Linked DNA regions of Homo sapiens: region 1 is linked to region 2. A link is a loop called in an ENCODE intact Hi-C map of the cell type or tissue named here. Cell type or tissue: IMR-90. All regions are shown on one strand. Links, peaks and the distances in the headings refer to the core of each region. The heading gives the core; the rest is flanking DNA. Region 1 overlaps BTAF1 (B-TFIID TATA-box binding protein associated factor 1). Region 2 overlaps TNKS2 (tankyrase 2).

Region 1 (16,101 bases), core at 2,313-10,312, 100 kb after region 2:
GATCTTTGTTTTTAAAAAAATTATGTTAAAAAAATGTGTGTGTGTGTGTGTGTGTGTATATATATATATATATATATATATATATATTATATTTTAACAGATGATTCAGCAGCATCAAGAGTGGTTGGAAGACTTGGTTATTAGACTCCTTTGTGTTTTTGCATTAGACAGATTTGGAGACTTTGTTTCTGATGAAGTAAGTATCATTTAAGGGAGGCTTTGCCCAATCAAATTTCAAATTCTACAAAATACGTTTTTTGCAAATATGAGTTTTCTTCCTTTTTCGTCTGTAGGTTGTGGCACCAGTTCGTGAAACTTGTGCTCAAACATTAGGTGTGGTTTTAAAACACATGAACGAAACAGGAGTTCATAAGACTGTGGATGTGCTGCTAAAATTACTTACACAAGAACAATGGGAAGTTAGACATGGTGGTCTGCTGGGAATAAAATATGCTTTGGCAGTCCGTCAGGTAAATATTTCAAGTTTTGAAGCTTATGTGGGAGAGTTTTTTCCCCCTTATAGTTTATTTTCACTAATTAGACGAAATGGCCGTAGATTCTTACTGTTACAGAGAAGCCAGTCTTCCAAGATTTGCCGTCTTGAGAGAGTGTCATAGAGATAGGTGGCGCTCATAAGAATTTAAGTATAAATCAAAAGATGGTTAGTTACATTGTTTGCTCTTTAAGTTCAAAGATTATTTTTCCTTTTTAATCCATTGCTACAGTTAATTCAGTGCTCTTCATGATTTGGTTTTACTGTTTTAACTCATTTAAATATTGAATACATGCTCTGAGGGCTATACAACATGGTGCCAAGTTATGCAGTATACATACAGGAGTAGACATCAAAGTGTAAAGCAGACAATCTGTATGGTCATGTACTTTTTACATAAACTGTCAGTGTTTTTTTTTTTTTTTTAATCCTTTATGACAAAGCTTAGAAGAAGAAAATGCATGTAGTCTTATTATTTTCATATAGGGAAATAAGTTCTGAAAAATTAGATGCCTTGCTGATGGTCACAAAACTAGTTAAGGTTAGTTAGTACTAGAACTAGAAACTAAATGGCATGTCTTATAGAACAGTGTTTAGTGTAATGTTATACATCATCTAGGATGAAAATACCTGCATATGCAGATAGTCCCCTACTCAGGAACATTTATGTTCCCTTAGTGGGTTATTAAAAACTCTGATATATTCTGGCTAGGACTTCAGTTCTTAGATTGGCCCACAAAAGCCTATTTCATATATAAATATATCTAAAGTCCTTTACTAAACTAATAAGTGCTGTGTAATCTATATATACACATAATATTTTTGTGGAAAAATTGATTCTGATTTCCAATATGAGATGCCAGTAAAACATCTCTTTTCTCCTTCTCCCTGCTTCTCCACCATAGATCTAGTGACAGAATTAGGGACTTCCACAAATAGTTGTCTTGACTCTGAACATAATGGGTCAGCAAAGAGTGAGTATTGACGAAAAAGAAGAGACGTGGAAGTAAAGGAGAGATTATGAATGAGGAGCTAGAGAGAGACCAGGACCTTTTCTTACCAGTTTAATTTCCCGTAATACTTTCCAGTTAGGATCAGCATTGTCAGGGTGTTAGGCATTGGCCTATATAGGCATTTCACTATCCATTATGGCTACTTAATGCTTTGTGCCAGCTTTTCTTCTCTTCCCATGCTCACTGTATAACAGATTGGAACCTCCCTTTCTGTCTCAAAAAGCAAGCTCAAAGGCCTTTTGAAGTTTTCTAAGATTGTCTTTTTTTTTTTTTCCCTTCTTTAACTGCCAATAACAAAGCATTCGTGATTCTGCTGAGAGACCTGAACTCTCTGTCCAACTCTTTTCTCCCTCTGCTCCCTTCCTTGCTTTTCCTGCCCCTTTTAGTGCTCTTCTCCCCTTGGCAGCCACCCTCTTACCCCCATAAACAAAACCTTTTTTTCTGTGTTCTGCACTCTAGCCTCTGTAGATAACAGTAGACTTATATGGAAATGGAAAGCACCTTATTTGTTTTTGAAATATTATCCCTATTTCGTAGTGAAACCAGTTCTCAGTGAGATTCCTAGTATATGATCACAGGAGTAATGTCTGGGGCCTGGTCTGTTGGGGGAAATGAAAAGACATTAAATTGGAATAATGAGAAGTGGGAAGGTATGGCTTTTCTTTCACTCTTCTCTCATTTTCCTTTTGGTTGTCGGTGGCATTGAATGAGATATGGAGGCTAGGATTCTGGCAGAGGGGTTTGTGTGTGTGTGTATTCACACAGAGAATTCATAGTCTTACGTATAAAACATGTTTTGATGTTTTATGTCTCATTGAATAAAGTACTTGATGCCCTTGTCTTTTTCAAATGGGATTACTTAGGCTTCTATTGATGTTACATTTTTGTTTATGTGATTGTTTTTTAGTAGGTACAGTCATAATGATGTTTCAGTCAATGATGGGCCACATATATGATGGTGGTCCCATAAGATTATAATACTGTACTTTGATTGTACCTTTTCTGTATTTAAATATACCAATATTTATCATTTTGTTAGTAGCTGCCTATGGTATTCAGTTCAGTAACATGCTGTGCAGGTTTGTAGCCTAGAAGCAATAGGCTGTGTCACACACATAGTTAGGCGTGGTATAGGCTATACTGTTTAGGTTTGTGTAAGTACACTCTATAATGTTCACAGAATGACAGAATTGCCTGATGTATTTCTCAGAATGTATCCATTGTTAAGCAGTGCATGACTATAAATATTGGAATTTAGCTGTCATGTGGCAAATTTAAATTTTAAAATGTTTAAGCACAGTAACTGTAGAATAGAAAATTAATTTATTTTCATGTACTGTTTTACAGGATGTAATTAATACTTTATTGCCTAAAGTTTTAACTAGAATAATTGAAGGACTCCAGGATCTTGATGATGATGTCAGAGCTGTTGCTGCAGCATCATTAGTGCCTGTAGTAGAAAGCCTTGTCTATCTTCAGACACAAAAGGTAAATTAAATATTTTTACAGTTTCTTACTATAGAGCTTGTTTTCATTTGGGATATGGAGTATTAGAAAATACATTGTGTACATTTTTCTCCTTCATCTTCAATTTTTTTTTTTAACAACAGCCCTCTGATGCATGCAATCTTGATTATATATTGTACTTTGGAAGAGTGAATTGGATCCATTTGTCTACTTTCCCTTCATGTACATAATATATAGGGAACTTCCTTGAGAAGAATGCAGCCATTTCTTCCTAATTTTACTCCTGGTTTTTAGATATATTGGATTTTTGTTTGTTTTGATTTTAGTTTTTGGATTGTTTTTTTAAATCTAGTCTCCCCTCCCCTCCCTGTCTCTCCTCTCCTCCTCTCATTATTAATTATTAATTAGTATTAATTATTAACTAATAAGTGCTGTGTAATCTATATATACACATAACATTTTCTTTCTTTTCTTGGGTCTCACTCTGTCACCCAGGCCAGAGTGCAGTGGATGACATGTAGCCCCACTCTCCTGGGCTCAAGCAGTCCTTCCTGCCTCAGCCTCCTAAGTAGCTGGGACTACAGACACATGCCACTGTGCCTTGGCTGATTTTTTAAAAGGCATGGTGGCGGGCGCCTGTAGTCCCAGCTACTCAGGAGGCTGAGGTAGGAGAATGGCGTGAACCCGGGAGGCAGAGCTTGCAGTGAGCCAAGATCGCGCCACTGCACTCCAGCCTGGACGACAGAGCGAGACTCCGTCTCAAAAAAAAAAAAAAAAAATTATTTTTTGTAGTGATGGGGGAGTCCCCCTATGTTGCCGAGGCTGGTCTCAAACTCCTAAGCTCAAGAGATCTTCCCAGTCTTGGCCTTCCAGAGTGCTGGGGTTACTGGTGTGACTCATCACACCCACCCCTCTAGTCTCATTTTTTGAAATGACTTTTTTAAAGATCTGGCTGACTTTCCACCTTATTATCAAAATCAGAACACAAAGTTAGAAGTACAGTAAGCAGTATTTTAAGAGCTTAAAAACTAAATTTTTTTTATGATGATTAGTACCATTTTAAATGCAGTAAAATTACATAGAAGAACATGTCTTGTGTCTCGATGCTCTGTTGTTTTCACTGTTAAGTTTTTTACATAAAATAGTTGTGGCTCTTTTATTTTCTGAATTCTACCCATTATGAGTCTGGTCAGGCAGGGAAGTATCAAAGTAGAGTTGAATGGCATTAAAAAGAAGGAATAGAGAATTGTTAAAGGCAAATAGTGTGACCTCCTTAACTTTACTCAAAATTGACACCGTCCAAGGTCATTGGAATTGCATGTGTTGTTGAATCAGTAGTGACCCCTGGGATACCATTTGGCAGGGTTTGTGAGTATTTTGTGCAAAATTGATAACTTTTCTTGAAAACTGATCTTATAGGTGCCCTTCATTATAAATACATTGTGGGATGCTCTTCTGGAATTAGATGATCTAACAGCTTCAACAAATAGTATTATGACTCTCCTTTCATCCTTGTTAACTTACCCTCAGGTCCAACAATGCAGGTAATTATTTCTAATTAGTGGAATAAAGTAAAAAGTCTTTACATACCTTTCGAGATAATTCAGCCTAAACATAACAATATTTTAGCACCTTTAAGAATAATATTATTTAAGCTGGAGATGCCAAAGACTACCGTTTTCAGAAGGCCTTGTCTTTTTTACTCTAGCCATTCGGGCAGCAGCTTACAAAGATCATTTTTTTTTTACCCTTGAGATATTTCAGTTATATAATTCATCGTCTTGTTCGTCTTATAATTGTTTACTTAGAAATATAATCATTGAATAGTATTTCCAGTTCTAGTCCTAGAACGTAGAATTTTAGCTTTATTTAGTAACATTTAGTTAACAGAATTATCATCGAACATCAGCTTTAAATTTTCTAAAACTTGCCCCTCTGTGAACTTTTTTTTTGTAATGTTCATGTCTTCAACTCTTGTTCTTGATTTCAGTAATTACTTATCATGAAGGAAATACATAATAATGTAATATAATGTCCAAAGGCAGAGATCAAATGAAGCCAAAAACATACATCAAAAATTTAGTGTCACCAATTTTCCTGTCCTGATATATGAATCTCAGCTCAGCGAATTAACATATTCCCTACCTTTTAGACTGGCCCTTGAATATTGTTAGAGATAAGTGTCCTTAGAGATAGAGAATAGTGTCCTTAGAGACAGAGAAGAAAAAATTATTATGCAACTTTAAAAAATTCACAGATGAGAAAATTACTCTTCTTGTCCTAGTGAGGGCGTTCAGTGAATGTTCATATAAATGCTTATATGTGGTTTCTGGCTCTATGAGTATTTCCCATGAAACCCATAGATGTATAAAAAAAGTAGAAAATATTTCAAATAATACTGACCTACTGGAAGTACTTTAATGCTAAGTTTAGATTAGTTGGATAGCCTATAAGTAGGAATAGCAAAATAAGTGCCTATAAAAGCAAAAGAAGAGAAAAATTGAAGTGGTAGTACATTTATGGGGTTTCCTAATTTTTGATGTTTCTATTACTAATGAAAGCTGTACAAACTAAATGAGTTAATCTATGTGAAAGCCCTCTTTAAGCTGCAAGATGAAGGGGTTTTTCATTACTGTAAATCAAGGATTGGTAATCTTTTTCTGCAAAGGCCCAAATAGTGAGTATTTTTGTTTTGTGAGCCAGTCTGTCTGTCAAAACTACTAAGCTGTCACTGTAGTGTGAAAACAGCTGTACATGGGTAATACATAAGAGAATGAACGTGCCTGTGTACACATAAAACTTCTACTTAAAAAAAAATGGGTGGAATGGATTTGGCCTATGGGCCTTAGTGGATGGTGTCAGAAAAACTGGATAATATAAAAAAGAATATAGTGAAAATTCTATTAATTCAATGTGAAATAATGTAGTTTTCCGTCTTTTTTGTTTCAAATTTGCTTCATATATTGTGATACTTGGCAGATACTTTCTTCTAGTTTATGTAAGAAGAAATGTAGCATGTTATTTGGAGCATGAACAGTTAGACATTTAACAAGACTTTGTTATAATGCTTTTATGTGTTTTGTGTCTTTTTTATGTCTATGTGTACCTGTGTTTAAGTTAGAATTTTATAAATAAATTTGCTAAATATGAAAATAAATACAAGAAGGTAGTGTTCATACAAACCTGCAAGTAATGAAAATAGTGTTAAAAGATAGGCCTCCTGGGAGGAACCACAAAAGACCAAATACAGTGGCATATTATTTTTTGCTTATGTCTTTTTCTGTGGAGCCATATATTTCAAATGCTGCTTATGAATTATTTCCTAGTTCCAGGTAACTTTTACAAATGACTTACGAATGTGACAGGAATCCTGTGGCCCAAGTTAGTCTAGACTTGGCTTTGTTTGCTTCCCCATTTAAAACTTAATCTATGAGAAGGAAGAAATTTGAGTTTTCCTAACTTAGTAATGCTACACCAGGATAATAAATGTCAAAGTTGCTACCATACCACCACTTGCTCATTTGATATGTGACAGAGATGGCACCAAAGGGAGATGGAAATTATGTGTATCTACCCGTTGGGGTTAGCCATGGGGAAGAAGTAAGGATTAGCAATCCTGATCATGTAGGCTGACTACCAGCTAGGATACATGTCCCATTTTCCTAAGAACAATTACATTGGAAAGTCCTAACTTGATAAAGGTGACTCATAGCATTAGTGCCATAGAAGAACCTGATGTTAGTATTTCTACCCTTCTTTTTGACTGCATTTGCTCTGGCTCTTCTGTTGCTACGATAACAGTTGTGAATGACATTGTTACATGAATGTTCATATGAAAACTGTATTATCTTTTAAGAATTTATTCATCAAAAAAGTCACATGGTGTCAGCATCACTAGATCCCATGAGAATATTTAGATAATGTATCTACAGAGTTACAACTTAGAATAAGTAAGATTAATTTGTGTCTTCTTTATTAGTATTCAGCAGTCACTGACAGTTTTAGTTCCACGTGTCTGGCCTTTTTTGCATCACACTATATCATCAGTTCGAAGAGCAGCATTGGAAACTCTGTTTACGTTATTATCAACACAGGACCAGGTAAGAACTGATAACTATAGCAGTCTTGAAACTTATATAAATTAATTTTATAAAATAAACCTGGTCTTTAGCTTACCCTTGCTGTATATCCAAAGATCAGGACAATGTTGGGCCTAGTGGTATGGTAACCATGTAGATGAATATAATCACTGTAAGAGCAGAAATATTTTAATATTTTGTTCTAGATTGTATTCTCACCACTTGAAATCATGCTTAACACATAGGAAGTCCTCAGTAAATGTTTGTTGAATGAGTGATTGATTGAATAGTCTCTTCCTGTCAGAGACCTGTTATATAGTCTTTGCATGCTCTTTGTCTGTGTGGCTGACAGTTGGGTGGCTGGCAGAACCCATGGCCCAGGTGAGAAGGCTACATTTGAAGGTCTAGAGTACAACTCTTAAAAGACTTACCAAGGAATTCCCAGGCTCTTGCCTTTATTTAAAGATTTTTCAATCTTAAGAGCATGCTATTTTCAAGGATAGTATACTTCAGGAGTCACGTTGAAATGTCTACAGAGATCATTCAGATAATATCAGTGTGTAAATGGAGCCTGTGGTAAGCTTAGGAGTCCTTGCCCTGTTTATAAAAGGCTTCACATTCCCATTTTTAAAATAACCTTATAGGTCAAACAAAGTACCTAGATTTAGGGGATTATCAATAAGAAATTTAGTTTTCTAGTGTGCAGTTAATAGGTACTACAGTTTGGGCCAATCATTTTTTAAAAATAGTGACTAAGTAGTGAATAAGTGCCTCTTTTGTGTTCACTAACTGGATTCTCATGTGAATTAGGAACATTTTGTGTAGACTTGCCTTAGTGTGCAGCATGATACTCTGTTGAACTTCTGTAAATAAACATCTGTAAATTTTGTTTGGCATTATCATTTTGATTTTGTCTGATCCAAATCTCTGAGAACAACTGTCAGGTTTGTTTTACAGTTCTCAGTTGATCAAGCATGGGCTGATATGACAGCTGGCATGGGTTGTTCTTAATTTTCATTTCATTTTTGCTTTATTTTTATGCTTTTTGCCTAAATGTTTGTGAATTCTTAAATTCATTTTATGTAGACCCTTTGAAGTTACCAAATTTTTTATCTTCATATCATTCTTTTTGTATATATGGACTTTATTTTTAATAGCAGTTTTAGATTTACAGAAAAAATGAAGGAAAAGTACAGAAAGTTCCTGAATACCCTTTTATCCCTCCTACTACCCACACATAGTTCCCCTTATTGTTAACATCTTGCATTAGTGTGGTACATTTATTAAAACTGATGAGCCAATATTGATACATTAAAGTCCACACTTTACAGTAGGGTTCGTTCACTCTTCTGTACATTTTGTACATATTGTACATTTACAAATGTACAATAATATGTACCCACCATTACAGTATCATACAGAGTAGTTTAACTATCCCCAAAATCCCCTGTGTTCCACCTATTCATCCTTCCTTCCCTGTCCCTCAACCCTTAACAGCCACTGATCTTTCTTACTGTCTCCTTAATTTTGTCTTTTCCAAAATATCACATAGTGGAATCATATAGTATGCTGCCTTTTCAAATTGGCTTCTTTCACTTAGCAATATGAAATTAAGGTTTCTCCATGTCTTTTCATGTCATGGTAGCCCATTTCTTTTTATCACGGAATGATACTCCATTGTCTGTACCAGTTTATTCATTTGCCTTCTAAGGACATCTTAATTGCTTCCAGTTTTTGGCAATTATGAATAAAATTGTTACAAACATTCACGTGCAGGTTCTTATGTGGGCATTAAGTTTTCAACTCACTTGAGTAAATACCAAGGAGCGTATCTGCTGAATTGTATGGTAAGGGTATGTTGACTTTTGTAAGAAACTGCCAACTGTCTTCCAAGTGGCTGTACCATTTTGTGTTTCTACCAGCAATGAGTGAGGGTTCCTATTGCTTTACATTCTGGCCAGCATTTTTTGTCAGTGTTTTGGGTTTTAGCCATTCTTATAAGTGTGTAGTAGTATTTCATTGTTGTTTTAATTTGCAGTTTCCTAGTGATACATGATGTTAAGCATCTTTTCATATGTTTATTCGCCATCTACCTCTCATCTTCGGTGAGGTGTCTGTTCAGCTTTTGCCTATTTTTATTTATTTATTTTATTTTTGAGACAAGGTCTCACACTGTTGCATGGGTGTGATCATAGCTTACTGCAATCCTGAACTCGTGGGCTCAAGTGATCTTCCCATTTCAGCCTCCTGAGTAGCTGAGACTACAAGCACGCACCACCATGTCTGGCTAATTAAAAAAAAAAATTTTTTTTTTTTTTTTTTGTTAGAGATGAGGTCTTGCTAGGTTACCCAAGCTAGTCTTTTGCCTATTTTAATATTGGGTTGTTTTCTTATTGTTGAATTTTAAGAGTTCTTTGTATATTTTAGATACAGTTTCATATTGTTTTTTAAAGCCCTTTTATTCCTTATTAGGTGATCAAGCCACCTGCAGGCTATTTTTAACTTGTGACTTTATTATTAGTAATACCAACTTTACATTACTAGAAAATAAGGTATTCTGTATAAATGAAATTTTCAAATAACTGAAATATACTTTTTTTGCCACAAAAAAAAAGTTAGCTATTAAAATGACTGCCACAGTAGATCATCATTTTAAAGTATATTAAACATAAGCTAACTTTTTTTTGGTGAGTCAGTCACCAATATTATTTGTTGGTTATTAGTTTTTATACTGTTTATTATAGCATACTGTGGGAATATTGAGATACATGAGTCACTGTTTGCAGTAATTGAACTGTTCTTTTTCGGTTTGCTGTTGCCTAATTTTTATCTCCTCTCTGCTGTCAATTGTGATTTCTCACTTTTGTTAGTCTTGTAATACCTCCTCCCTTGTTCTAAAATTTTTGCTATAAATAAGATCCCAAGATTGTTATAAATCCCCGTCGGGCCCAGCGTGGTGGCTCAGGCCTGTGATCCCAGCACTTTGGGAGGCTGAGGCGGGCGGATCACTTCAGGCCAGGAGTTCCAGACCAACGTGGGCAACATGGTGAAACCCTGTCTCTACTAAAAATACCAAAATTAGCTGGGCATGATGGTGTCTGCCTGTAATCGTAGCTACTCGGGAGGCTGAGGCACAAGAATTGCTTGAACCTGGGAGGCAGAGGCTGCAGTGAGCCGAGATTGCACCACTGCCAAGCCTGGATAACAGAGCAAGACCCTGTCTCAGAAAAAAAAAAAAAATTCGCCTTCCAATTTTTAGTCCCTCAATGATTATGGATATTGGCTTTTAAAATTTCCTGGTTGTGAAAACATCTCTGTGTTCTTTGATGTTGATTTTCTTGTCCAGGGATTTTTTTTTTTTCCTTTTGAATTTGCCCTTGCTGGCTCATAAATGAAGGCTTTGGTACTAGCCTTCATTTCTTTATCATTTAATATGACTCTTTATCATTTCCTATACCAGAATGCCATTGTCTTTGTATGTAATTTGTGGCATGTTAGCCACCTTTTAAGCATGGGCCCTCAATGTTTGTTAAGTAAATTAGTGTGAGATTCTGTGCTGGGTTTCCTGGGAAATAAAAAAAAGAAATCCTGTGTATTAGCCTTTTTTCACACTCCTGATAAAGACATACCTGAGACTGGGCAATTTACAAAAGAAAGAGGTTTAATTGGACTTAGTTCCACATGGTTGGGGAAGCCTCACAATCATGGTGGAAGGCAAGGAGGAGCAAGTCACGTCCATGTGGATGGCAGCAGGCAAAGACAGAGCTTGTGCAGGGAAACTCCTGTTTTTAAAATTGTCAGATCTTGTAAGAATTATTCGCTGTCATGAGAACAGCACAGGAAAGACCCACTCCGTGATTCACTTATCTCCCACTGGGTCCCTATAACAACACATGGGAATTATGGGAGCTACAAGATGAGATTTGGATGGGGACACAGAGCCAAACCATATCATCCTACATGTTTCTTACCTTGGAAAAGTTTACAGTATGGTTGCTATAAGACTATTATATTACATGGTAAGTTTAATAACCTCTACAAAGAGTTAAATAACAGAAGACCAGTATGTGAGAGATGTCAGACAGCAGCATTAAAAGACAAACTAAGCTGAAAGATCAGGAAGATTAGGTGATGTGGTTAAAAAAACTAGTATTCCCTCACTTCTTTTTGATTCATATTTAGTATCTTTGATATGTACTTTCACAGACGTTTTACTGAATATGTCAATTTCAAGTTAGACAAGCATACAGAATGTGTTTTGAACAAAAGTGCTTTTCTAGTCTGTTCCCTTTAGACTTTTAAAACATTCTGCTTCCATATTTTTCTTCCAGTTATTCTGACATGTTTGTGGTCCTTTTTTGTTGGAGTCTTAATGTTTATTGTGTTTCCTGTATCCTTTTGTGTTGATTATGCTTTTAGCTTCTTTTTCTATTATTTTTCATAACTTTTCAATGGCATCATTCATGAAATTTCACTTGTGTTTAGCCTTTATCTTCAGCGTATCTCTTTACTGAAAGAGATGCTGTCTGTGAAACTTAATATTGGTGCTTCCAGATTTTGTGCTTTGTCACTGCCCTGATCCTTGCTGTTTATTATCTTCACCACCAAAGACTATGGCTATGGCACTAATCACTGATTCTTAGCAGTCTCTGATTTTGGTCCCCACATACATGCTTTACTATTTTTATTGGCTATTTCATTCTGTGTTTTCAAATAATGGTATAAAGCCAAACTTTTTTTTTTTTTTTTTTTTGAGATGGAGTTTTGCTCTTGTTGCCCAGGCTGGAGTGCAACGGCATGATCTTGGCTCCCTGCAACCGCTGCCTCCCGGGTTCAAACGATTTCCTTCCTCAGCCTCCTGAGTAGCTGGGATTACAGGCATGCGCCACCACGCCTGACTAATTTTTGTATTTTTAGTAGAGACAGGGTTTCGCCATGTTGGTCAGGCTAGTCTTGAACTCCTGACCTCAGGTGATCCACCTGCCTCGGCCTCCCAAAGTGCTGGGATTACAGGCATGAGCCACCGTGCCCAGCCCAAAGCCAAACCTTTCAGGAAGCTTTTCTTAATACTACCACCTATTTCCTTTTTTTAAATTTTGGGATTTTTTTTTTTAATGGAGAAAAGAGCAGGGAATTGTATGAAACAGCATTCATTTATGTTTACACCATCCATAATTGACATTTCTTATAATTTTGTCTTGTTTCAAGTTTTTGTCATAAAAAATTTAAGTTATAATCCTATCTTCTAATTTACCTACTTCTGCCTTCTGTGTATTCATAAAAATTATCATCCTTTCTCCAGTATGCTCCTTAAAGTTTGGAATTTTCGTTTCTACATGGTCATAGCATTTCTAAAAGGAAAGAATTTAAGTTTCAGAAGGATTTGGGGGACCATAGCCTCAGTTACTCACAAACTGGTTAGTAATTTGTAATCGCCTACCACTATATTAGAATTAAATTCCTGTCTTTCTTGGTTTTCTAATACTTGGCTCTTGTCAACATTTTCCCCTAATATTTCCTAATGTATACTCTGGAGTCAAGAACATTTTCTAAATCCACTCCTGTATCCTAAGTGTAATCATGTTCATTTGACCAAAGTATCTTTGGACATGGCTCCTTGCTCCCTGCTCCCCTACCCCCACTCCCTCCCACTCTCACCTTCCTAAATTTTAGCTCCGTTTCTTCCTCTCTGTACCTTTTCTCTCATGAGACAAATCAAATCTCTAGTGCGACAAAGCATTTCCAACTTCTGTAACTTGTTTTATCTAAATCATTGTTTAAAGTCGTCATTATGCAATGAAAACTCATTTAATTTTTATTGTTAATCTTGTGATCCCATTATTTGCTTTCTGAAAAGCTGTACGAATAAACCATCTCTGATGCTTTTATCTGTTATTGTATTCCTCTCCACAAATTGCCTGAAAGTTACTTATTGATTAATTTATAGCTGTGTGCAAACTCTTTGTGGTGCAGTTCCATGATTCCTTTCCTGCAACTTTGAAAGCCAAAGCTTATTGTGAATTGGGTCAATTTATAAAACTACTAATTTGGTGGCAAAACCTGACCATTCTGAAGAGAAACTGTTTAGTCTTTATCCCACTTAATGTGCCTATTCACACATTTTGCTGCAGAAATATTAATATATTTTATTCAGGTGCTACTGGTATTGTATTGGAGATATTATATAATATACACTGTATACAATTCATTATTCTAAAATTTGAAAAATTTCTGAGTTTCAAAACACTTCTGGCTCCAGGGAATTTGGATGAAAGATCATTGACCTATTGTGATAATAAAAATCCACTCTCACTTTTAATTTGTGTTCCTTTTTCTGAGCTGCTTCCTTGCCTTTGATTTCTTAGTGTTGTTAAGTATTCCTAATTAGTCAGCAATCCTTTATGGAAGCAATCATAATGTAAAGAGCCGTTAAATAGAGCTTTTTATCACTGTTGTTACCCCTTCAATGGTAAAATGAAAAGATCCCTTAAATAGACAGGATCTGAGTTCTAACTTTGGCTCTATCATTTGCTAATTTATGACCTTTGTCAGATTTGTCTAACCCTCTCTGGTGATTATCTCTAGCCTCTGTCAGAGTTACATGGATCAAGTGAGATAATGTGTATGAAAGTGCTTTGAAAATGTTAATGCTATACAAGTATAAATAATAGTACAGATACTAAAAGAATAATTAGTAGTTCCATTCTGAGCATTCTTTCCTTATTCTGGGGTATAGGAATGATATTTAATTGTGATAATAATAATCTAAGCTGTTGAGGGCTTACTTTATGCTAGGAACTGTGCTAAGCAGTTTACATGAGGTGGCTACTGCCATTCCTGTTTTGCAGATGAGAGAACTGATAATCAAAGATTAAGAAACTTTCCCGGCCGGGCGCGGTGGCTCACGCCTGTAATCCCAGCACTTTGGGAGGCCGAGGCGGGCGGATCACGAGGTCAGGAGATCGAGACCATCCCGGCTAAAACGGTGAAACCCCGTCTCTACTAAAAATACAAAAAATTAGCCGGGCGTAGTGGCGGGCGCCTGTAGTCCCAGCTACTTGGGAGGCTGAGGCAGGAGAATGGCGTGAACCCGGGAGGCGGAGCTTGCAGTGAGCTGAGATCCCGCCACTGCACTCCAGCCTGGGCGACAGAGCGAGACTCCGTCTCAAAAAAAAAAAAAAAAAAAAGAAACTTTCCCAAGCTCATATAAGCAGCTCACTTCAGTTTCAGATCTTATTCTGGCTTTCAGCTTTTAACTAAATTTTATACGGGGACAAAATAATTATGTGTCTAATTGCTTTCCCACTTCTGCTTATGGAGTCATTTTAACTACAAAGTGAGAAAAGGAAACTCACCTGAATTACTAGTAGCTGTGTCCTGGTTTCAGTTTCTAACTTCTCAAGCTATACCTCAATAATTCTAAAGTAATTTTTCAAGGTCAGACTTGGCTATAGCTCAGTGTGTCACTGCGTTGTAAAGATTGATGCTTCTGTTTCCTTGAAATTATCCTGGTTATCTTTAGTAATTTTTTGGTTTTGTTTTGCTTTGTAAAATCAGTAGATTTTATAAGGGAGATGTCCTTATTTTTAAAAGGTATCCATTATAAGTATGTGTGCTGGCATGCACATCTCTAAAATGTCCTTAAATAAAACTACAGTTAATGCAGTTGTCTCTGAAACATTATTTCCTTTATACTTCCCTGTGGCATACCATGGCATTTGTGAAAATATATTGTTTAATCAGTGTGCCTTCTTCTGTGATGTTAACATGTGAAAGAATTGGCAAGCTTGGCATCTTGAGGAGCATGAAGTAGGTACTCTTAAGAAAAACCATGGCCAGGCACAGTGGCTCACTCCTGTAACCCCAGGACTTTGGGAGGCCAGTGCAGGCAGATCACTTGAGGTCAGGAGTTTGAGACCAGCCTGGCTGACACAGTGAAACCCTGTCTTTACTAAAAATACAAAAATTAGCCAGGAGTCGTGGTGGGTGCCTGTCATCCCTGCTATTCGGGAGGTTGAGACAGGAGAATCACTTGAGCCCGGGAGGCAGAGGTTGCAATGAGCCGAGAGATTGCACCACTGCACTCCAGCCTAGGTGACAGAGTGAAACTCCGTCTCAAAAACAAAAAACAACTAGTTTTATTTCATAATGATTTACAATCAAGGTATAACTTTTTTTTGCTAAACTAGCAGCTTGGTAATCAAAGTGAAGGAATTTACCATTTGTTTGTCCTTTCTATATTGTCTCTTTAGCCAGTGTGTTTGTACGTGCTAGAGTACACCTATTAATATATATATCTATCAGTGAACTACTGAAATATCCAGATTAACTAGTGTTAGTAACTGGTAACTGTTGTTGCCAGACAAACTCCTAGACATGAATCTCCTATTTTGCCTTCTTTACTGACTGGGTCAACTTTTCCATTCCATTGCATCTCAGTCACTTTGTGAGTCATTCCAAAATTTCAGTTACCAATACATTAACTTTTGTTTGAAAGGCAAGCTTAGTTATTACATGAAGATATACATGAGATTGAGTTGGAATCTGAAGCATAATTTCGAATGTTAGAAAATTTAACATACACAAATAAGTAGGAAACAAAGACCAAAAGAATAGCCTGAACTAAGACTTTGGCCTTAGAGAATGCTAGCATATTTGGGTATTGCCAGATTTTATAAAAATATGAAAAGGAGAGAGCAAAGTTGAAATATTTAGCTGACCTTCAATAAATGTTGGTTGGAGAAATGAATAGAACAAGGCATTATAAACTGTCTGATATGGAAATTTTCTTTTCCTTTGGCTGTGGATCACAATAGGGTTTCAGAGCAAATTAGTAAAATTAGTGAAAGAACCCAGTGTGATTCATCACCAACTTACAGGTTCTCTCCTGATCTTCTTCCCTGCAGTCTGAGAGCATTTGATATGCTGGTAGAAATGATGAATTGGCCTGCAGGCAAGAATCAGGTGTTTGTGGTAATGCTCAGATTGCTCCTTTTTTCTGAGTGTACCCATTTTGTGGGAAGATAAAAGAGGGACCGTAACAAAAGGG
Region 2 (16,101 bases), core at 2,734-10,733:
CTTATGGTCACTCTAGGAAATTTTGTGTTTTCCATTTAACTAGTTGATTGAATTAAAAATAAGACCTGGGAATCACCTCAGAAGAAGGTGTACATCCTATTCTGATTTTGATTCTAAGTATCAAACCCACACAATTTGAAAAGAGCCATTGTTATTGAACCTGTAGAGGTTTCTGATGACTGTAGAATTGAAACCATAGAATTGAATTGAAAGCACAATTACTTATTCTTCTTGGAATTTTCTACTTTTTTTGTATTATAAGCTGGCAGGTGTTGATTAGTCTTTCAAATTTTAGCAAAGTTAAACATATTAATGTAGTATTTATGAGGGCTTCAAGTACATTACCCATAGTAGTTCCAGTCTGTTTCTTCATTTGTCCTTGATTGCAGAAAAATTTTAGAGACCTGTAAAGTTCTCTAAAACACAGTAAATTTCATAATACCCTGGGAGAATGGCTGTAACAGAATGGATTCATGTGCAGAATCTAAACATGTTGCACTCCTTATTCCAAAACCCTAAATAATTATCATGATAATCTCTTGACACAGAGCATATTTATTTATCTGTTAATTGATGGTTATAATATGGTTTTTCTAATTTGTAATATAAATAATTTTGGTTTTCCCAAGTTAATTCAAAAAATGATTCTATTCATCTGTATTTCTGTAAAGTAGAATTCAGTATATTTTCCTGTCTGTCTGTGGAAAGGGAATGTGATCTTGATAAATGAATTAGCTGTGGTTTTTTGACTTTTTCCATCCCCCACTCTACTCCACTCCCAAGGAAAGAGGAGAGAGAAGTCAATGTGCAGGGGGTGAGGGAAAGCACCACATTTGCAGATAGAATCTTGTATCGTAATTAATGAAAGGCAGAAGTGGAAGGATAGAAGAGAAGAGGTATAAGAAAGAGAATAAGAATGTGAAAGTTGGGCCGGGTGCGGTGGCTCACGCCTGTAATCCCAACACTTTGGGAGGCCAAGGTGAGTGGATCACCTGAGGTCAGGAGTTTGAGACCAGCCTGACCAATATGTTGAAACCCTGTCTCTACTAAAAATACAAAAGTTAGCCAGGCATGGTGGTGTGCACCTATAGTCCCAGCTACTCAGGAGGCTGAGACAGGAGAATTGCTTGAACCCGGGAGGCAGAGGTTGCAGTGAGCCAAGATCATGCCACTGCACTCCAGCCTGGGCCACAGAGCGAGACTACATCTCAAAAAAATTTAAAAAAAAAAAGAATGTGAAAGTCTACTTGGGCCACTTGGTATCTTCAAAAAAGCACACAGGCATAGGCATCATTCTAAGACCTAATTGCATTTAGCTTTGCTATCTAAAGTGAATTATGAGCCTCTTGGTTTTAGATTTTTATGGATTTGCAGTCTGGCATTTGGTAACTCTTACACTGATATTTCAAGTACTCTGTTTTTCTAGTTCAATCTGTGTCCTTATTTTAGCACATAAACCAGCACTCTGTTAGAAACATTAGTTGATGTTAGCAGTTCTTTATTCTAAAATAGCTGGCTGACAGTTAACTTGTTACCCTTTTTCGTTTTGGCTTTATTATGGTTGGGCTATATATTTAAGAATTCAGTTTCTAAGAAACTAGTTTTTTACTTTTTATTCTAAGATAAATTTTAAATTATTGTTACCCATCTATATGTGTTTCAGGGTCTCCTTTTGTGAATGCAATTATCCACAAAGGCTTTGATGAAAGGCATGCGTACATAGGTGGTATGTTTGGAGCTGGCATTTATTTTGCTGAAAACTCTTCCAAAAGCAATCAATATGTATATGGAATTGGAGGAGGTACTGGGTGTCCAGTTCACAAAGACAGATCTTGTTACATTTGCCACAGGTAAGAGATCACTTGTTCTCATTTATTTTGGTGGTAATCAGATAAGAACTAGTTGCATTTTTGAGGGCAAAGCATTATGTTGGACAGTCTTAGGAATGCAAGCTAGGCATGTTTTAGATTGCTTTTGGCCCTCTCACCAATTGTAATAATAGCTAATATTTATTAAATGATCCGTATGGGCCAATTATAATTTAAGCACTTGACCTGTTTGGCTAATTTAATCATTAGAATATCTGGTGCCTTAAAGCATACTGAGTAGAAAGTAACATTAGGCATGAAAGAGGCTTTATTGTAGCCCTTGAGTATTGTAGGACTCTGTGGACTCTAAAAATCTAGTATTCAAATGCTAAAATGGCATTATTTGTCAAATCTAATTATTTGATGGCAGTGCCTGAGCCTCTCTTCCACTGTGATACGATCCTAATCCTCAATTTGCAATATTACTATAAGAACTTGAAATTAAAACATTGATCCTTTTTGAAAGGAAATAATAATCAAATAACTACTTTGCACTTTTTTTTTCCACTTTTAATTACCTGTTCTAACTCACTTGTTAAAAATCATTTAAGTAACTTGTCCCTAACTTATAAAATCCTTATAGGCAAAAAGTAATGCCACTTGAAAAATCCAGTAAGATTAATTCCTGAGATTTATTCGACAGTTAGGGCACTGCTTATTGAATATACAGAGCAGTAGTTTATCAAGCATTAGCATGCATTAGAGTCACCTAGATGGCTTGTTTAAATCACAGATTCTTAGGCTCCACCTTCTCAGTTGCTGATTTAGTAGATCTGGGATGAGACTCTAGAATTTGAGTTTCTACCAAGTTCCCAGATGTGACACTGTATTTCTGACCACTGATCTAGAAAAAAACCCCTAGAGCAGTACTTTGCACTTTGGCAGCACATTGGAATCACCCAGGGAATATTAAAAAACTATTAATGCCTGTGTCCCACCCTCACAGAATCTCTTTTAATTGGTCTGGGGCATGATCTGGATATTAGAATTTTTAAAAGCTTCCCAGTTGATTTCAAAGGGCTTCCGAGCTGAAGAATTGCAGTCATGGAGGGAAACAGGTTCTTTCTTTGTGTTTGTTTTGTTCTTACTGTTACCCCTCTAAATTTAGGCCTGCATAGGTAGTACACAGTAGGCCCTCCTATGTATGACGTCCCACTCACTTCTATTTTAGATCATAAATTGGAGTGGTTAGGAGGCATGTAATTTCCTGTAAATTGAACACTGCTGTTTTTATTTGTCATATATGGTCTGAAGGCTAAATAGTTCTGATTATTAGTAATAAGCAGCATTCTAATACCTCCCTCTTCTTTGGAAGATAGAACCATCAACTGGTCTACAGAAATCTCCTGTTATCTTCTAAAAAGAAACAATGACGTTAATACTAAAAGGTTGTTTGAAACTAAGAAAGGCTAGTCACATGCCTGAGAGGAGTGAGAGGGTAATCTACTGAAACTGGTGGTGAGGGGAGACTACCAGTTTACTTCCTATCTAAGGAAGTAACATTTCAGCTGAAGTCTGAAAATTGAGTGGGTATCAGCCAGTGGAAGAGTGGTAAAATAGATAACATTCCAATGGTGGAGAAAATTCTGTGGATGGGGACCATTAATAAAGCAAGTTTGGCCTTTGTGAAGAAAAGAAAACTAATGTGCATGGGGCATAATGAACATAAAATGAGATTCAAGAAATTGGAGCCATTGTACAGAATTTGGATTTTCTCCCAAGTACAGTGACAGCCTCTAAAAGGTTTTAAGCAGAAAAGTGACTTGATCTAATTTTTGTTTGTTTTAATTAGTTGGATGGGAAAGGTTTGGACAGGAATTACAGAAGAAACAGGAAGACTGGTTTAGAAAGCCATTGTGTGATAGTCCAGGTGAATATTTCAGTGATTTGACTTAATAGTGACAGTAGAATTAAGAAAAGTAAATGGATTTCAAATATATTTTGAAGGTAAAATCAACTGGAGTTAATTAGATATGTGTCCAACTTTGCAAGCCACTTAATGGAAGTCCACTAAACCTTCTCCTTCCCACTTGGCCAGTGACTTTTGTTTTTTGCTGAGATACAAACAAGGTGGTAGAGTCTGTATCTCTATAAGGTTATTACATTTTTCAGATTTTATAGTTAAAATAAGGACTAACTAAATTGACAAATTATTTCATTAATAAGAGTAATAGAAGACATTCTTAAAAAGTTCTTTTAGGGGTGAAATGATAAAAACAATTATAAGTATTTATGTATAAATAATTTTTTAAAACTTATGCCGTGTCCACACATTGTCATATTTATGTATCAAATTTGACTTCAGGGTGATCTTTTCCTTTTCGTTTTATAGGCAGCTGCTCTTTTGCCGGGTAACCTTGGGAAAGTCTTTCCTGCAGTTCAGTGCAATGAAAATGGCACATTCTCCTCCAGGTCATCACTCAGTCACTGGTAGGCCCAGTGTAAATGGCCTAGCATTAGCTGAATATGTTATTTACAGAGGAGAACAGGTAATGTAGTTTTATTTGTTCATCTTCAAAAATGCTAGGGAGGCATACTTTAACTTTTTATTAATCTCTTGAATTGACAAGACATATTGCCTTAACTGGATTTTTTAAAAATTTTATTTGGAGATAATTTCAGATTTGGAAAGTTACAAAAATAGTAAAGAGAATTTTCTTATAACCTTTACCTAGATTTCCTAAATGTTAATATTTTGTTCTCTTTTTTACTCTTACCATTCTCTCCTTCTTTCCTTGTGTGTGTACCTATTTTTTTGTGAACTGTTTGAGAGTAAGTTGCAGGGCATGTCCCTTTACCATTAACTATTTCAATTGTAAATTTCCTAAAAACAAGAAGATTTTATTCAAATTTCGCCAGTCGTTCCGGATTTTTCTTAGCTCTTATAAATAATTGAAATCTTGTATTTAACAGCCTGTCCATAGCAAAGAAGTATATAACTGTGTTTTGCTCTCAGTGAGAGCCAAAAGTAGTTCTAGAGCAGTGTTGTGAACTGGGAGTAGGTATCGGAATCACCGCAGTTACTAAAATCAGACATGATTTTAGTCTTATCTGATACTTATGAACTTAGTATTCATCTTAGACTTGCTGATTGAAAATCTGAAGAACTGTACTCAGGGTAAAGATGTTTTGAGAAAATGTCCCTAGATGATTCTGATCTACAACAGTAATTTAGAACCTCCTCCCTAAGATTAGGAATACTTCCGGAAAGTCTGTTTATCTTTCAAGAAAATTTTTGTACCATTATTTGAATTTATCTTTCTCTTCCAGGCTTATCCTGAGTATTTAATTACTTACCAGATTATGAGGCCTGAAGGTATGGTCGATGGATAAATAGTTATTTTAAGAAACTAATTCCACTGAACCTAAAATCATCAAAGCAGCAGTGGCCTCTACGTTTTACTCCTTTGCTGAAAAAAAATCATCTTGCCCACAGGCCTGTGGCAAAAGGATAAAAATGTGAACGAAGTTTAACATTCTGACTTGATAAAGCTTTAATAATGTACAGTGTTTTCTAAATATTTCCTGTTTTTTCAGCACTTTAACAGATGCCATTCCAGGTTAAACTGGGTTGTCTGTACTAAATTATAAACAGAGTTAACTTGAACCTTTTATATGTTATGCATTGATTCTAACAAACTGTAATGCCCTCAACAGAACTAATTTTACTAATACAATACTGTGTTCTTTAAAACACAGCATTTACACTGAATACAATTTCATTTGTAAAACTGTAAATAAGAGCTTTTGTACTAGCCCAGTATTTATTTACATTGCTTTGTAATATAAATCTGTTTTAGAACTGCAGCGGTTTACAAAATTTTTTCATATGTATTGTTCATCTATACTTCATCTTACATCGTCATGATTGAGTGATCTTTACATTTGATTCCAGAGGCTATGTTCAGTTGTTAGTTGGGAAAGATTGAGTTATCAGATTTAATTTGCCGATGGGAGCCTTTATCTGTCATTAGAAATCTTTCTCATTTAAGAACTTATGAATATGCTGAAGATTTAATTTGTGATACCTTTGTATGTATGAGACACATTCCAAAGAGCTCTAACTATGATAGGTCCTGATTACTAAAGAAGCTTCTTTACTGGCCTCAATTTCTAGCTTTCATGTTGGAAAATTTTCTGCAGTCCTTCTGTGAAAATTAGAGCAAAGTGCTCCTGTTTTTTAGAGAAACTAAATCTTGCTGTTGAACAATTATTGTGTTCTTTTCATGGAACATAAGTAGGATGTTACATTTCCAGGGTGGGAAGGGTAATCCTAAATCATTTCCCAATCTATTCTAATTACCTTAAATCTAAAGGGGAAAAAAAAAATCACAAACAGGACTGGGTAGTTTTTTATCCTAAGTATATTTTTTCCTGTTCTTTTTACTTGGTTTTATTGCTGTATTTATAGCCAATCTATACATCATGGGTAAACTTAACCCAGAACTATAAAATGTAGTTGTCTCAGTCCCCTCCAGGCCTCCTGAATGGGCAAGTGCAGTGAAACAGGTGCTTCTTGCTCCTGGGTTTTCTCTCCATGATGTTATGCCCAATTGGAAATATGCTGTCAGTTTGTGCACCATATGGTGACCACGCCTGTGCTCAGTTTGGCAGCTATAGAAGGAAATGCTGTCCCATAAAATGCCATTCCTATTTTCTAATATAAAACTCTTTTCCAGGAAGCATGCTTAAGCATCTTGTTACAGAGACATACATCCATTATGGCTTGGCAATCTCTTTTATTTGTTGACTCTAGCTCCCTTCAAAGTCGAGGAAAGATCTTTACTCACTTAATGAGGACATTCCCCATCACTGTCTGTACCAGTTCACCTTTATTTTACGTTTTATTCAGTCTGTAAATTAACTGGCCCTTTGCAGTAACTTGTACATAAAGTGCTAGAAAATCATGTTCCTTGTCCTGAGTAAGAGTTAATCAGAGTAAATGCATTTCTGGAGTTGTTTCTGTGATGTAAATTATGATCATTATTTAAGAAGTCAAATCCTGATCTTGAAGTGCTTTTTATACAGCTCTCTAATAATTACAAATATCCGAAAGTCATTTCTTGGAACACAAGTGGAGTATGCCAAATTTTATATGAATTTTTCAGATTATCTAAGCTTCCAGGTTTTATAATTAGAAGATAATGAGAGAATTAATGGGGTTTATATTTACATTATCTCTCAACTATGTAGCCCATATTACTCACCCTATGAGTGAATCTGGAATTGCTTTTCATGTGAAATCATTGTGGTCTATGAGTTTACAATACTGCAAACTGTGTTATTTTATCTAATCCATTGCTTAATGAGTGTGTTTTTCCATGAATGAATATACCGTGGTTCATATGTTAGCATGGCAGCATTTTCAGATAGCTTTTTGTTTGTTGGGAAGTTGGGGTTTTGGGGGGAGGGGGAGTATTAGTACGTTGCATGAAATAGCTTACTTTATAATGATGGAATTGCTTTTTCTTTTGTCTTGTGATTTTTTTTTTTGAAGTGAAATTTAACTTTTTGTGCAAGTAGTACTATTATACCCATCTTCAGTGTCTTACTTGTACTGTATCACATTCCATACCCTCATTTAATTCTTAATAAAACTGTTCACTTGTTTTTCTGGGTAGCATGGTAATTACTGGAATAGTATAAATGTGTTGAATGGTCTTTGAGAAAATGAATTAAGATTACAATAAACCACAATTGCAGGAAAACAATGTAGTTCTGAGTCTAATAGTGATAAAGAATGCAGTTTGAAGTTTGAAATATTGAATATTGTAGCTGTACTTGCTCATTAAAATGAAAGTAGCTGTGAGATGCTTTCAACATTTAGTCTATTCAGCACAACTGGTAAACCTTAAAGCTCATTCCTGGGAAATTAATCTTCTTAACTTATAAAAAGGAATATATTTTTATTTCTGTGTCATATGAAAACATTCTTAATAAGTTTCCAAATCTCAAAGTTAGTGGTATTTATTGCTATTAAAAGAAAGAGTAATCGCATATGTATATTAGACTTCAGTATGTTAAGTTTCCTTGTGTGTGAGCAATTCCCTGATTTCCATAATAAGAGAATGATGGTGCAAATAATTCTTAAGTCTTTTGGCTTTGAAATACATTTCAGCAGCTCTGTGTTCCTGCTTCATTTAGGGTAATATGGAAGTATTTGCTGCTATTTCAAGTATGCATGCCAGTCTCGGGTGTTTATTGTGATCCAGTTGTTTGCAGGTTGATGAGGCAAGAAAGCATGCAGATTTCCCAGAGCTCTTATAGTCAGTACTCCTGACTGTGCCTTTACCTGCTGTCCTATTACAGGACTAGAGTGACAAAGGAAGCAAGTAGTGGTGGTACTCATTTTTCACCAGGAGAACTGTCAGACTTCTATAAAATTAAATTGTAATATGCCTTTCCCTGTCTCCTGTGTCTCCACACCTCCTGCCCTTTTGTGCTGACTAGTTTAGACAGGCTATGACCTAAAATACTTAATTACTGCTCTTCACATAAAGCCATTATTATTAGAAGTGATGTCTCCACCTTGTCACCCACCCACAGCTGTCATTTCCGTAACACAAATATATACAGAGCCCCTCAAAGCAGTATGCCCACATACTACAAAGCAGCACTATACAAAGGTGTGATCTGCCGATGGGATTGGTCTGCGAACTGATATTGTTACCAGCCCATGGAGATATGAATACAAAAAGTAAGGGTAAACTTTTAAAAACTTTTATAGCAAGACATTGCTGTAATTTATTTTTCTTATTTTTAATTGAAATATTGGCCTGCAATGGATTGGAAACTTAGAAAGAAACTGATCCTTCACAGATAATTTGAAAGGTTTCACATCTGCTTTGTATACCAGTAGACTTAGCACCTAGCATATCTGGCACATAGGGTTCCTCAGTAAATTTTTCGTTGGGTGAATAAATAGTGATTAAGTGATTGGGCTGTAAGGTCAGATGTATATGGATTTTAATTTTTATTCTACCCCTCACCATCGTTGTGATCTTGAACAAATTATGTACCTTTTAAGATTTTTATAACACTTTATAAGGTTGTAGAAAGTAATAAATGATTTTCTGTCTGTGCTACTAAGCATTGTACTTGCCAGTAACTGGTTATTATAATTAATATTTCCCTGAATATTCCAGAATTAATGGCTTGAGTTTTCCCACTTGTCACGGAAACATAGAGCATAGAATTTTAAAACTGCAAGATGTATTAGCCACTAATTCCTTTATTCTAATGAAATCTTAAGAAGCTCAAAATATAAAGTATATAAATCCCTAACCCACAGGAATCTGTTTTAAAATTACTGATATGAGCACACAGACAGACATACCCATAATCCAGTCTGCATCATATTTGTCTAGAAAAAAGCCTCACTCAGATGAACTCATCAAAAATCCAAAACAGTGTATTGTAAGCACAAATCAGTAGAGACAATCTTGGAGGATTAGCACCTCCCACAAAGTAGTGAAGTAAATATTGTTTAAAATGATTGGGTTGAGGGTGGGAATAAAAGAAATCATTAAAACCATTAAGATGACGCTGTGAAGAAGGCAAAGTCTTCGAAAAAGTAAGTCTTTAGAACTATATGTAATTAGAAATTAAAAACTCAAACAGATTACAGACTGGGCATATCTGAAGATAGAATTGGGGAACTAGAAGATACAGTGGAAAACACAGATTGTAGCACAGAGAGAAGAGATGGGAAATACAGAGGGCTAGGAGACAGAATAGAATGAGGAGATACAACATAAAGAATAGGGGAGGGAAGAGACTTGAAAAATACCCAAGAATTCATAGAGAATATGAATCTTTAAAGAAGCAGCAGCTTAAGAAACACCTAGGAGGATGAATAAAAGCAAGTCTGCTACTAGACATAGTGAAACTGCAGAGCATCAAAAGACAAGAAAAAAAATACTTACTAGAAAAGACAAAGGATTAATACACTGACAGCAGATCAGTGGCAGCAACAGAAGCCAGAAGACAAAATAACTTAGAAGTGCTGAGGAAACTACTGTTAGCCTAGAATTCTATACACAGATAAACTAGTACTTAAAAAAGAGGATGAAAAATGCATCTGCTCTTTTGCTGAGAGATCTAGTAGATTGTTCTTTAGCAAAGAAAGCAGTTGAATCCAAAAGAGCAGGATGCAAGAAGCATAGTGCACAAAGAAATCGGCAAACATGTCAGTAAAAAGGCTGAAATAATATAACTGATAAGGAATAATATTCAAGACCAATCTGTATGATTTGCTACTATTTGTATACGTAGGAAAAAGTACAACATGCATTTGCTTGTTTATGAATAAAATTCCTTCAGGATACACGTGAACTGTTGGAAGGAAACCTCAGTGCCACTGGGATCAGATGTGAAAGACTAAACTGTATATCCTTTTATTCCTTTTGAATTTTATAACAGGACTATTTAAAGCACTATAATAAGCATTGTCTGCAATACACAAGTAATAGATTTGAGATTTTTAAAACAAGGTGGAATGAAAGTACTAGTTGACAATAGTATGGGAAATAGAAGCTTTAAGATGCTGATGAAATTTAGACTTTAAGTCAAGTATGCATATTAAATTTTCAAAGATAATCACTAAAAGAGTAGAAATCGAAGTGTAAAGATTGAAGAAAGGTAATACAAATGAACCAGTCGAATAAAAATAAGAATAACAGGTGACTCGTGCACTTTTTTCCCCAAAAAATATGTCAAAGAATCAGGTGAACAGGAAATATCTGTAAAAGGTTAAGAGTATCCTGGACGCACCTGAAGAAGAAAAATAAAGCAGGAGAACCAGAGATGAAGAATAGAATTAATGCTGTCGTAACTGAGATAGTGTGATATTGATATAGGTGTAGAGTCTTTGACCAGTTGAACAGAGTTTATAAGGGCTTTTTATATACCAGAGTAGCACTATAGATCCTGAGGAAAGGAGGAACTATTCAATAAATTGTAATGGGACAGCTGGTAATCCACATGGAAAAATACATATCTGGATATATACACAAAAATAAATTTCACATAGATTTTATATAGGACATATGTGAATAGCAAAATATTTTAAAGGTTTAAAAGAAAATATAAGAAACTGTTAATGACTTTGAGATAAGGAAGAACTTTTTTTTCTTTTTTTGAGACGGAGTCTCGCTCTGTCGCCCAGGCTGGAGTGTAGTGACGCGATCTCGGCTCACTGCAAGCTCCACCTCCTAGGTTCACGCCATTCAAGGAGGAACTTTTTAAGTGACCTTCAAACAACACTGACCCTAAAAGGTTGGTAAATTTGACTGTATTAAGTTTAAAAGCATCTGTTAATCCAAAGGCCACTAAGAAGAAAGTAAAGAGACAAGTCATAAAGTGTGAGAAAATATTTGCAGCACATAAAGGGCAAATAATTTATATTCAGGATATACTAAAAACTACAAGAAAAAAATGAAAAACGCGGGGCGGGGGGCGCGTGTGAACAAGCGTTTCTCAAAATGGGAAACTCAATAAACATCAAAAAACGCTTAGCCTCATTAGTAATCAAGGAAATTCAAACTAGGTACCATAAGGTACCATTTTATACCTGCCAGAACTGACAAAAGTAAAAAACTTAGCAATGCAGGTGTTCGGATCTGGATCCCATACATTGCTGTTGGTGTGAGTGCTTTTGAAATCCATTTGGCATTACTGGTAAAATGAGAAATTCCTCCGACATCTAGGTGTGGAGAGAAACCCTTGCTCAGCGGCTTCACGAGTCATACGAAGGAACACAACACTGATCACAATGTTTATATAATGACTATCTTCTCTTTCCACTCTTCACAGTTCTCCAGCCTCCTTTTTGCCCCAGAAATCTAATCTTGATGGGCTACATGGACAGATTCCCTGTTCTCTGGCTTTCCCCTTTTAACCCAAGGGGAGTATCAGCCGGATGTTGGAGGGTGATTAGGAAGAGAGTGAAATTCAAACATCTATTTCCCAGCTCCCATCCTGATCAGTCTCAGGACAACCTTGGCACTATTGACGTTTTGGGAAGATAATTACTTGTTGGGGCTATTCTGTGCATTGTCGGATGTTTAGTGGCATCTCTGATCTCTAATCACTAAATGCAAATAGTACAGCTGCCCCTTGTGACAACCAAAAGTATCCCAGACATTGCCAAATGTCCCCTGGAGGACAAAATCGCCCTGGGTGAGAATCCCTGGGTTAGCTGTCCCCTTCACTAAAAGGTCACCCCTCCTTACAGAGTGGCCTTCCTTCTTACACAACTTTGGAGGTAAAAGCAGTCAATGTAAAAACTAGCGATTTAAGGGAATAAAATAGGTAAGGTAATCAAGAAAAATCAGAAATCTACAATATAAAAAAGTTTTGATAGAGAAGTAGCCACAAATACAAAGAAAAATGTTTAAAAATTTTAAAGACCGCTTTGCTCAACTCCATACAAATAAATTTGGGAACTGAGATAACACCTAGGGTAATATTCTAGTAAAACACAAATGACTAAAACTAACCCAAGAAAAGAGAGCAAGTCTAAACAAACCAGATGCCAAAAAAGAAAGAAAGAATTCTGTCAAAGAGCTATCCCCAAACAATTCCCAGACCCAGGGAGTTTCATGGTAGAGTCTTACAAAACATTAAGGAATAGATAACTCCAATGTTATTTAAACTGTTCTAAGAGTGTAGACAGTTTCCAATTTTTTAATAAATACATATAGAATTAATATCAAGCTTCAACAAGGTGAGAGAAAAAGGAGTGGACATTAATGCACAAAATGTTAATTGCAAGCAAAATCTAGCACAACATTAACAGAATAATACCAGTAGGAATATAGATAAACTGCAAATGGATATGAGTGAGCTTTCGGGTGATGGAAATGTTAAAGCTGTTTTTTAAAACTAATACATAATGACCAGTTGGACTTTATACCAAAAATGCAAGGCTGGTTCACCCCTAGAAAATAATATAGGCCGGGCACAGCGACTCACGCCTGTAATCCCAGCACTTTGGGAGGCTGAGGTGGGTGGACCACAAGGTCAGGAGTTCAAGACCAGCCTGGCCAACATGGTGAAACCCCATTTCTACTAAAAATTAAAAAAAAATTAGCCAGACATGGTGGCGCATGCCTGTAATCCCAGCTACTTGGGAGGCTGAGGCAGAAGAATCACTTGAACTCAGGTGGCGGAGGTTGCAGTGAGCCGAGATTGCGCCATTGCACTTCAACCTGGGTGACAGAGTGAGACTCTGTCTCAAAAAAAAAAAAGAAAATAATATAATTCACCTTATCAGTAGCTGACAGGGCAAAAATTAGACAACAATCCCCCTGAATTCTGAAAGGCATTTGATAAAGGCATCTAAATTTGATATATATATATGTGTGTGCTTATATATATATGTGTGTGTGTGTGTGTATATATATAGTGTGTGTGTACTCTATATATAGTGTGTGTGTGAGTCTGTGTGTGTATACAAGAATATATATATATACACACACACAAAATAGATACTTCCAGACGTAATATTTATACAGTTGCTCCTTGATTTACCATGGGGCTAGGTCCAAATAATCCATTGTGAATCGAAAATATTGTATGTCAAACATGCATTTAATGCTAGTGATATGATGGTTCATCTTAGAATTTTTTGACTTAAGAATGGCACAAAAGCATTATTCAATAGAAATTATAATGAGTTAGGATTAATGATTTAGTAGAAATCGTAATCCCATTGTAAGTGGTAAGGAGCTCTTTGACTTATAATAGGGTTACATCCCAGTAAACCCATCAGTAAAGAAGAAAAATCATTAAGTCTAAACATTGTTAAGTCAGGAACAAACTTTACCATGCAACACACCTAGACAAGGAGCATTTTGTTTTGATTCACCATTCTTGTGAGCTCTTTGATCTGGTATTTTCTTGGCCTTGTACCAATTGGACCTTTGTGCTGCTGGAAAAGACAGATGTCTACCTGTTGCCTCCTTCCCCTAACACTCTCCCAGTGGTTCTGCCAGAGTGCCCAGAATGTCCACTTTTTAAGCAGTTCTTTGGGTTCAGGTGGTGATAACATGCACAGATGTCATCTAGAGGGGCTCGTTAAACCCTCCGTTAACTGTCCTAAGAAGGTGGAGCACCTGTCAGGCAAACTTGAATGGAGAAAAACCCTGGCGTGAGAAGACAAAGATGTGGGAATTGCTTGGTAGACTCAGGTTCTGGTCTTGCTTCTAGCAGTTGGGTGAATTGAACAAGTTGCTCAACTTTTCTGGCCATCACTACCCTCTTCTGAAATCCAAGGGAGTATAGCTGACCCAAGTCCTTATTCCTAACAAAATCTTATGCTGAAAACCAACGTGTAAAATAGGTGAAGGCTGAAAAGGATAGGAGAGCTGTGAGGAGCCCAGTGACAGATTCCAGGAATCCACCAGGACTTAGCAAGTCAGATTGTGCAGAGCACATGAGGCTTCATTTCAATTTCTACCTTCTTGATTTATCTTTCTTCTCCCCATATCATAGTTCAAGAGAGGAAGTGCAAATAAAAATTGCAAACCCCAAAATTATACACATCATAGAAACAGATGTGACCTCTACAAGTTCTTCCAACTCTCAGTCTGTGAGTTTACGAGAATCCCAGACTGACGTTAAATTGTTTTCTAGCTGGATGATAACAAATTTAAAAGAATGATTACAATACAAAAAATTAGCCGGGTGTGGTGGCGGGCACCTGTAGTCCCAGCTACCGGGAGGCTGAGGCAAGAGAATGGCATGAACCCGGGAGGCGGAGCTTGCAGTGAGCCGAGATCGAGATCGCGCCGCTGCACTCCAGCCTGGGCGACAGAGCGAGACTCTGTCTCAAAAAAAAAAAAAAAAAAAGAATGATTACAACTGTACCACACTAGAGTATGATTAGAAAATTCCCCTTTAGATTGAAGTAACACTATACTGACCTGCAAGTATCTTTAAGATATATTGTCAAGAGAAAAATAAAGCAAAATGTCTTGTATACTACCATTTGTAAGAAAAAGAAGAGGAGGAGGAGGAGGGGAGGGGGAGGGAAGGGGGAGGGGGGAGAAGGGAGAAGGAGAGGAGGAGGAGGAAGAGGAGGAAAGAAGAAAAAAGAAGGAACAGAACAAGAAGAGAAAGGGCCAGGGCAGTGGCTCATTCCTATAATCCCAACACTTTGGAAAACCAAGGCAGGAGGATCACATGAGCCCAGGAGTTCAAGATCGGCCTGGGCAACATAAATGAGACTCCATCTCTACAAAAAATTTAAAACAAAAATTAGCCAGGCATGGTGGTGTTCACCTGTAGCCTCAGCTACTAGAGGTGGGCCTGAGGTGAGAGGGTCACTTGAGCCCTGAAGGTCAAGGCTACAGTGAGCTGTGACCACACCACTGCATTCCAGCCTGGGCAACAGAGCAACACCCTGTCTCAAAGAAAAAGAAGAAGAAAAAAAAAACTCATGTATATTTGATTATGCATAGAATCTCTGAGAAAAGGCCAGGCACGGTGGCTCACACCTGTAATCCCAGCACTTTTGGAAGGCCAAGGCGGGTGGATCACGAGGTCAGGAGTTCGAGACCAGCTTGGCCAATATGGTGAAACCCCATCTCTACTAAAAATACAAAAATTAGCTGGGTGTGATGGTGCGCACCTGTATTCCCAGCTACTCGGGAGGCTGAGAGGCAGAAGAATTGCTTGAACCCAGGAGGTGGAGGTTGCAGTGAGCCGAGATTGCACCACTGCACTCCAGCCTGGGTGACACAGTGAGACTCCACCTCAAAAAAAAAAAAAAAAAAGAATCTCTGAGAAAATACACAGGAAACTGATAATCTGGTTGCTTCTATGAAGGAAACGGCATGGCAGGGGATGGGATGGAAGGGAGGCTTGCTTTTCACTCTATTGCCTTTTGAATTCTGTACTGTGTGCATTTCACTTTTTAAAATTACACTTTGGTTTCCCCCTTCATTCCCTTTGACCAGCAATTTCACTTCTGGGAATTGATCCTACATATTTGCTCACACAGAAATATTACATGATCATATAGTTGTTCGCTGAAACATTTTTTAATTTTTCTTTCTTTTTTTTTTTTTTGGTAATGTTTGAAACATTGTCAATGTTAATCAATAGGATACTGGTAAAATAGAAGGTGACACATTCACAAGATGGAATTCCTTGCATTTGTAAAGTTGTAAAGAAGGCTGAGGATGTGTTCTATGTACTAGTGTGAAAAGATCCGCAAGATACATTGAGT

What was found. Peaks named below come from ENCODE experiments on the same cell type or tissue, not always from the same donor. Only the 100,000 strongest peaks of a DNase experiment are listed, where the experiment ranks them.
Region 1: it touches region 2 in a loop (2.0-fold over the local background); 3 of 110 quality-filtered maps call a loop at or near these places.

Annotation. Positions count from the first base shown.
Region 1 is chr10:91,959,685-91,975,785 of GRCh38, forward strand. It overlaps BTAF1 (B-TFIID TATA-box binding protein associated factor 1), which reads left to right. Exons shown (of 38, transcript NM_003972.3): 10 at 101-196; 11 at 294-470; 12 at 2,854-2,994; 13 at 4,393-4,517; 14 at 6,953-7,073. Among named protein-coding and RNA genes, the nearest start is that of BTAF1, 44 kb to the left of the region's middle. In IMR-90, for the core only: no CTCF peak of the experiment used is centred there; no DNase peak of the experiment used is centred there.
Region 2 is chr10:91,857,799-91,873,899 of GRCh38, forward strand. TNKS2 (tankyrase 2) reads left to right here. Exons shown (of 27, transcript NM_025235.4): 25 at 1,664-1,850; 26 at 4,201-4,357; 27 at 5,139-7,677. The coding sequence ends at 5,201. Among named protein-coding and RNA genes, the nearest start is that of FGFBP3-AS1, 42 kb to the right of the region's middle. In IMR-90, for the core only: no CTCF peak of the experiment used is centred there; a DNase peak (open chromatin) is centred at 7,133.